Linked DNA regions of Homo sapiens: region 2 is linked to region 1. A link is a contact called in ENCODE Hi-C or POLR2A ChIA-PET data. All regions are on one chromosome and are shown on one strand. Each heading gives the region's core, a stretch centred on a gene start or an enhancer-like site at or near the end of the contact. The rest is flanking DNA. Distances are from core to core; before and after follow the strand shown. Region 1 holds the start of HSD17B3-AS1 (HSD17B3 antisense RNA 1). Region 2 overlaps HABP4 (hyaluronan binding protein 4).

Region 1 (3,690 bases), core at 638-3,137:
TTCAGGTGAATAAGTTGGGCGGACAATAACTATTTGGTTGTTTTTCTATAAGCATGCTGGTATTTTATGGTTTCTTGCTCAGTTGCTATTGGGTACACACATCTTTTTGTGCTTAGCAATTGATGGCTTTTTGGAGCCCCCAGCTGATGTAATTATGAGTTTTATATGTCTAACTGTCATCTGCAGCCTTACCACTAAAGTCTTTCACGTTATTTTACAACTGACCTTTTAGTCTTGGGCTGTTTGATCATAGGTATTTCCCAAATGCACTTGACAACCCTCTGACTCCTTTAGCAGAGAAATGCTTTGATTTGTTTAAAAAAATTATATATTGATAAACACTAAGTTCCCTAAGTATGAAATAAAATAAATTGAAGTTTAGCTTCTAAGTATACCACGCCCCAGTGAACCATGCTGGTTAGAAGCATGACTAGTGAAGCTGCACTATTTTAAAGAAGCCGTCTGGAGATAGTCGAGTTCTCTTTCGGGGCAGGGATGGGAGAATATGCATTTGAGGGCAAAGGGAAGGTGGAATAAGAAACTGAACATTGGAAGCCTTGAGGCGGGGACCCACGAGATTCAGTGTTGTCTCTCTCATTGGGATCATTCAGCCAACAGGGCTAGTGAGTTCATTCGGGAGGCTTCGAGGCAATGTGGGTGCTGGCTGACAAGGCTCATATAATATCCCTATGAAGTCATTCACGGAAAGCGGTCTGACACTATCTCGCCCCTCATCCTCCCTCTTCTTCCCCAAAATCCAGTGTTGCAGAGGCAGCCCAGTGGTTCTAGAGAGCCCCACCCCCTCCACTGCCCTGGCCCCCTGGCCCCCCAGCAGCGAAGACATTCCCTGGAGGCTCTGAGACAGGCTGGGGCCTGGCCTGGGAGTGGGCACCTCTGAGGAGCTGCTGCAGGGCCCCTGGACAGCATGGAGAAATGGGCAGCCTGTGTCTTCCGGTCCCCAGGTGCCTTGATGTCTCCACCCCTCTCCTTTCACTTGGGTCCCTTGTCTCAAACCTGCTGCAGTCAGGATCTGCTCCAGGCCTGCCAGGCCTGATTGCGGTCAATTCTACTTCAGAGAACATTTCAGTCCATGGGGTTGCCTCTTCCTTCATTTGTAAAATGTGTACCTTGTAATTTTGAAACAAAAAGTTCTTTTAGGCTCCTGAAATGGCAGAGAAGACCTTTTCAGGGGTCTCTAGGCTGGGAGGGGGAAGGGGCCTCTCAAGGCTCTTGTAATTCCAATACACAGGAGTGGCCATGCACTGTGTCCACGGAGCTATTTCATAGCCTAGCTGCAGGCTGCGTAAGCGGTTGCTGTTGAATCAAAGAGGTGTCCTTCTCTCTACAGAGTCTTGTTAGGTTTCCCCATAGTTCCCCAATTCCAACTCATGGCCAGTCCACTTTTGCCTGTCCCACAGAATGAAGAGTATCATGGGAACCTCAGTGTTGGTCCCACAGCTGTAAGCCAATTCCCCCAATTTTTCACTGCCCTCATTTTCCAGGAAGACATTAGCTTTAGGGGGAAGAAATCAGAGGCCCCAGAGCAGCCTGTCATTTGTCTAGGTTGGCTCCTGTGGGTTCCAGGCAGACTCTAATGTGGCCAGAGTGACCTCCAATGAGTGCCAGCAATTTTCAAGGCCGTCTGAGAAGATGAGGCTCTTTCCCAGCTTCCTCCCGCGCTCCCTTCCCTGTTTCCATCCCGCCCCCTTGCACTGCTACTTAGTTCCTTGTCGGGCTTACCTTTGGCCTTCTCTTGTAGATGACACAGCTAATTCTGAAACATATGGAATCAAGGTAAGGCCTTCTTCAAAAAAGTGTGGAGCAACATGGCCTCCCTGCCCTGGCGGTCAGCTAACTCAGGGACTGGGGACACAGAGTCCATCTGGCTGTGCTTTAACAAACGATAACAGCTATGATGAAAGCACACGGTGATTATGGGAAAAAAAACATAACGTTCTGGGCCAGGCCAGCTCTGCAGACAGACAAGCTCATGTGAAGGTCAAACGTAACACACATTGGAGGGAGGAAGAGAACGGCAGTTTCAGCACACACTGGATTAAAGAAAAATTAACTAATGTTGAGTGTAAAAGAAAACTTCAGAAGTTGGCCCGAGATCAAGACCATCTCTTTGTTAGGAATTTCAGCTTTTGTCAGAGAGAATACTCCAATTTATTGTGAAAATCACTGCCCTGTCAGCTCCTCCACTTATTCCATATTTATGTCACCCTATTCCAATGCCCATTTGGGAGTTGGTTTTTCTCAGGTGTGTTCATTAAAAGCAAATGCTTGATAGCTTATCTTCCCTAGAGGAAGAAGGGGCTTGGCCTTGGATTCTAATTTGCAGTTTCTTGTCCCCTGCCCCTCCATTGTATCCGTCTAATTGGGAAGGATTAAGAATATTAAATTTCAAAAGGACAAGTAAGGCTCCTGGAGACTTGCATAGGGTATCTGTGTGAGCAGGTCCTGTACTGTGAAATTCTATCCAAGACAATATTCCACCATGTGACATCTGTCCAGCTGTGGGTCCTGAGTCCAAAGGGACCGGCAGCTCATGTGGTCACATTTAAGGGAGAAGGATTCTCTCCCCTTAAATCCTGAGCTGAGCTGGTTATCAGTATTTTGGTGGAGAGACCTCAGTTGTAGCACAGCCTGTTTCCAAGAGCAAGCCCCTCACATTATATGATGTCACATGACTGCCAGGTGGCATCACTGTGCGGCGGAAATCCAGACATCTCTGTGTGGCGCCCTCCAGGGGAAGGTAGGGGAAGTTCACTTACCATTCCTAGAAGCAGAGCCCCTAGCACTTGCGGAAGCCTAGAAAGGGTCGAGTCCGGCAGTGTTCACACGGGACCCTTTGTTTTCTTTGTACTCAAGGTCAGGTAGGGCAACAAAGCCATGGGAACTTTGCTTCTTTGCCTTTCAGGCAGAAAGGTCTCATCCTGAACATTTCTTCTGGGATAGCCCTGTTTCCTTGGCCTCTCTACTCCATGTACTCAGCTTCCAAGGTGAGTGATGTCATGACTTCCAAGTCTCTTCCTTCTTCCTCTTATTTCTCCCAGTTGGCAATTTCCTTTGATCATCTGGCAAGTTGATGGAAAGGTTTACCTGGAGATGCTCTCTTATGTGCAGGGCTGAGCTACTCACTGGGAAGTCCAAGAGAAAATTAGAATAAAGCACCTGCTCTGGGCACACGAAGCCCTGCGGTGCACAACTTGGCCAGCCTCCGGGGATGCCTGCCCCACTCACCTCCTCTGGGAGCCCTTGCCATCTTCCTGCTGACAAGTGACACTGTAGCTTCCTTCCAGACTGGGAGATCTAGCCTGGTGTCCCCATGCCCTAGTCATAAAAACAGCCTGAGGAGGAGGGGGCGCTGTACAAGGGAGGTTAATCTATGCAGGGGCCCTAGGGATGGATTTATCCCAAAACAGATTTTCCTGCTGAGTGGGAGGTCCTCTTCCCAGACCGGGGGATGAAGTGCTAACTCCCATCAAGGCAAGCTGGTTCATTTTTTCCCTTACCCTCTTTCTGCCCCACTCTCCAGCTTTATTAAGGCGTACTTGACAAATAAAAATTGTGTCTATTTATAGTATGCAAGGTGATATTTTAATATATGTATATGTTGTGAAACGATCAAGTCAAGCGAATTAACATATCCATGACCTCACATACTTACCGGTTTTTTTTTTGTGG
Region 2 (3,582 bases), core at 320-2,819, 240 kb before region 1:
TTCTCCTGCCTCAGCCTCCCGAGTAGCTGGGACTACAGGCACCCGCCAACCGCCCGGCTAGTTTTTGTATTTTTAGTAGAGACAGGGTTTCACTATGTTGGCTAGGCTGGTCTCGAACTCCTGACCTCAGGTGATCCACCTGCCTTGGCCTCCCAAGAACCCTGTATCTTAAATGACACCTAATCAAAGTACTCACTCAGAAAATGAAACTAACCAAAGTGTAAATGACAACTCTACAATAGCATAACATTCCTGAGATTCCACATGAAAATCAATAACTAATACCCCACAGAGAGGAAGAACCTGCTACCTGCTCACTCCCACCTCGAAATAGTGACTGGTATCAAGCTGTAGATGGAATGATACAGATTCTAAATCCCATAATGGGAATGCTTCAGTGGACCTAGCCTTAAGTTCAGTAACAAGTCGGGGACTTGATGACCCCATGGCATCCCTATCAACATATGCTGCTAGATGTTTCCCCGAAACCTCTCCCTGCAAAACTGAAGCTTCTGAGAAGAGCTGGACGTAAGCCGTGAGCAATAAGGCCTCACAACACGGAGGAGCTCCCTGAGCAACCCCTGCAGCACGCTGGCCGCTGTGGCAGTGCCTGACCGAGCAGCCAAGCGTTCGGGGACTCATCTCCCGCCACGTCTGCAGTTAGGCAGGGGGCGCAAAGCTGCTGAACCAACATGGGAAAGGCGTCAGAAGTGCATGGAACCTCAACCACAGTTTAAAAAGTCATCAACTACTCGGCCAGGTGCAGTGGCTCACGCCTGTAATCCCAGCACTTTAGAAGGCTGAGGCTGGTGGATCACCTGAGGTCGGGAGTTCAAGACCAGCCTGACCAACATGGAAAAGCCCCGTCTCTACTAAAAATACAAAATTAGCCGGGGTGGTGGCGCATGCCTGTAATCCCAGCTACTTGGGAGGCTGAGGCACGAGAATCGCTTGAACCCGGGAGGCGGAGGTTGCGGTGAGCCAAGATCGCGCCACTGCACTCCAGCCTGGGCAACAAGAGCGAAACTCCATCTCAAAAAAAAAAAAAAGTCATCAACTACTCAGTGAAATGCTCTTATCAAGAAACAGAGTTGAAAGTAACCTACTCAGGGGACACAGAGTGTAGTTCTCCTTTGATTAACTCTGAATTGTACAAGACACAATCTGTAACTCTCCCTTGAGAAAAATGAAATACAGTTAATACACAGTATGTGTACAGTACCCGCATAGTCCCAGGGTGAGCAGAAGATGCACTGTCACTCTAACTGCTCTGTGCATCTGTCAATACCTCAAGTTTCAATTCCTTTTCTTAATGAACAATACAGTAAAATTAGGCATGCATCATCTCTGATTAGAAACAAAGACTGCCAACTACTAATGTTCCATTTTCAAGACAGAAGTGGAAAGGTACATTTCACTTCCAGTAAGGTAAAAGTAAAGATTACCTCTACATACGAAATGCAATGCTTACATCATCTCTGTATTTTGACTTGTGAATCACCACGGCTTTGGAAGGAACAGTGGATTCTGGTTTCCGGATGTTAAACTCAGGCTTTGGTCTGGTCTGTTCTTGAAGATTTTTCCACTCATCTAAAGTCATCTCTTGAACTTGGGTTTCTTCTTCTACCTCCAACTCAGGAACTCTATAAAGAGATATATAATCATAAAGAATACTTTTTGATGGTACTAAAATGTCTACTTTATAAAGAAAAAGTTATAACCATTAATTCAACATATTTTTGTGGTACTGCATTTCAAATGCAAATAAGGTAAGGAAATCTTTGACTCACAAGCTTCCATATTTCATTTTCAACATTTTATGTCATCACTGCCAACAGAAGATACTTCCTATCTGTGTTCAAATCAATCTTTGAAAAATGGGAACATCACCATCCTGATGACATTAACATCACACTTCACCACTGGCACTCCCTTCCAGACAGCATGACAGACAAAATGAGGTAATTATGGACAATGGGTTGAAATAAAATACAGGAAACCATAAACAAGTTTTAAAGCAGTGGCTCATGAATGCATACTTTTGCAAATATCCTCTTTAATGAGTTTTAAAAAGAAAACAAAAGACAGAAATATAGATTGAGAGCAAAGAATTCAGAGTCCAGAAATAAACCCTCACATTTACGGTCAACTGATTTTTTTTTTCCAACCGTGGTGCCAAAGACAATTCAATGGAGAATGAAAAGTATTTTCAACAAACGGTGCTTGGGCAACTGGATATCCACACACACCAAAAGAAAGAATGAAGTTAGACCTACCTCACACCATAAATACAAGAGCTAAAATATAAAACTCTTAGCAGAAAACCTAGGCAGAAACTTTCTTAACCCTGGACTGGGCAATGGTTTCTTCCACATGACACCAAAAAAACAAGCAACAAAAGTACATACATTGAACATCATCAGATACTTTTATACTACAAAGGACACCATCAAGAAAGTAAAAAGACAGTCCACAAAATGGGATAAAATATTTACAAATAATATATCTCACAAGGGACTTGTATCTAGAATACATAAAGAATTCTTTATGAACAGCCAAGCGTGGTGGCTCATGCCGATAGTCCTAGCTACTCAGGGGGCTGAGGTGGGAGGATCGCTTGAGGCCAGGCATCTGAGGCTGCAGTGAGCTATGATCACACGTGTGAATGGCCACTGTGTTCCACCTTGGGCAACAGAATGAGACACTGTCTCTTTAAAAAAAAAAAAAAGAATGCTTTATGAATTCTAGATACAAGTCCTCTTTAGTTGAGACAAATGACCACCCTCCCCCCAAAAAAGGCAAGGATCTGAGTGAACATTTTTCCAGAGAAGATATACAAATAGGCAGTAAGATGTTGCACATCATTAGCTATTAGAGAAAGACAAGTCAAAACCACAGAGCTGCACCAGTCCACACCCAGTGGGATGGTTAGAACCAAAACGACATTTGACAAGCGTTGGGGAGGATGTGGAGAAACTGGAACCCACATACACTGCCAGTGGGAATGTGAAATGGTGTAGCCTCTTTGGAAAGCAGTCTGGCGGTTCCTCAAAAATCTAAGCTGAGTTAGCCTCTGACCCGGAAATTTCACTCCTGGGTTTATACCCAAGAGAAATGAAAACACACATCCACATGAAAACTTAAACCCAAGTGTTCACTGCAGTGCTATTCATAATAGCCAAAAAGTGGACACAACCTAAATGTCTATTAACTAATGAGTGGATAAACCAAATATGGCACATTTTTTGGAATATTATCTGGCAATAAAAAGAAACAAAGTATTAATACACATTACGACATGAACAAACCTTGAAAAAATGATGCAAGTGAAATAAACCAGGCAGAAAAGACTTCTGTGTATGATTCCATTTACATGAAATATTCAGAGGAGCCAGATTCACACAGACAGGAGGCAGGTCAGTGGTGGCCAGGGCTGCAGGGAGGGAGGATAGGGAGTGACTGCTGAATGGGCATGGGGTTTCCTTTTGGGATGATAACAACCTTCTGGAGCCAGATCATGGTGATGGTTGCATAACACTCTGAATGTACTAAATGCCACTGAATTGTACACTTTAAAAGGAT

The links. A loop is a pair of places that touch in the nucleus more often than their neighbours do. ChIA-PET counts read pairs that join two places held with the same protein, here RNA polymerase II (POLR2A). Pooled maps may share reads with other maps.
Region 2: a loop to region 1 is called in a map with no recorded cell type, with 3 times the contacts of the local background. The contact joins the enhancer-like site here to the promoter of HSD17B3-AS1 in region 1. A Hi-C loop is called at or near these places in 1 of 37 single-sample maps with no recorded cell type and 8 of 50 pooled maps. POLR2A ChIA-PET finds 5 or more read pairs at or near these places in 1 of 52 experiments (activated CD4-positive, alpha-beta T cell).

Annotation. Positions count from the first base shown.
Region 1 is chr9:96,244,660-96,248,349 of GRCh38, reverse strand. It overlaps HSD17B3-AS1 (HSD17B3 antisense RNA 1), which reads right to left and starts at 1,887. Exons shown (of 3, transcript NR_146524.1): 1 at 1,741-1,887; 2 at 1,015-1,127. It overlaps HSD17B3 (hydroxysteroid 17-beta dehydrogenase 3), which reads left to right. Exons shown (of 11, transcript NM_000197.2): 7 at 1,760-1,794; 8 at 2,924-3,005. It overlaps SLC35D2-HSD17B3 (SLC35D2-HSD17B3 readthrough), which reads left to right. Exons shown (of 26, transcript NR_182427.1): 22 at 1,760-1,794; 23 at 2,924-3,005.
Region 2 is chr9:96,482,523-96,486,104 of GRCh38, reverse strand. HABP4 (hyaluronan binding protein 4) reads right to left here. Exons shown (of 8, transcript NM_014282.4): 6 at 1,472-1,643. Among named protein-coding and RNA genes, the nearest start is that of HABP4, 34 kb to the right of the region's middle. Within about 2 kb of position 1,569, at least 2 of the 41 ENCODE cell types and tissues checked have a DNase peak (open chromatin) inside an H3K27ac peak, as active enhancers do.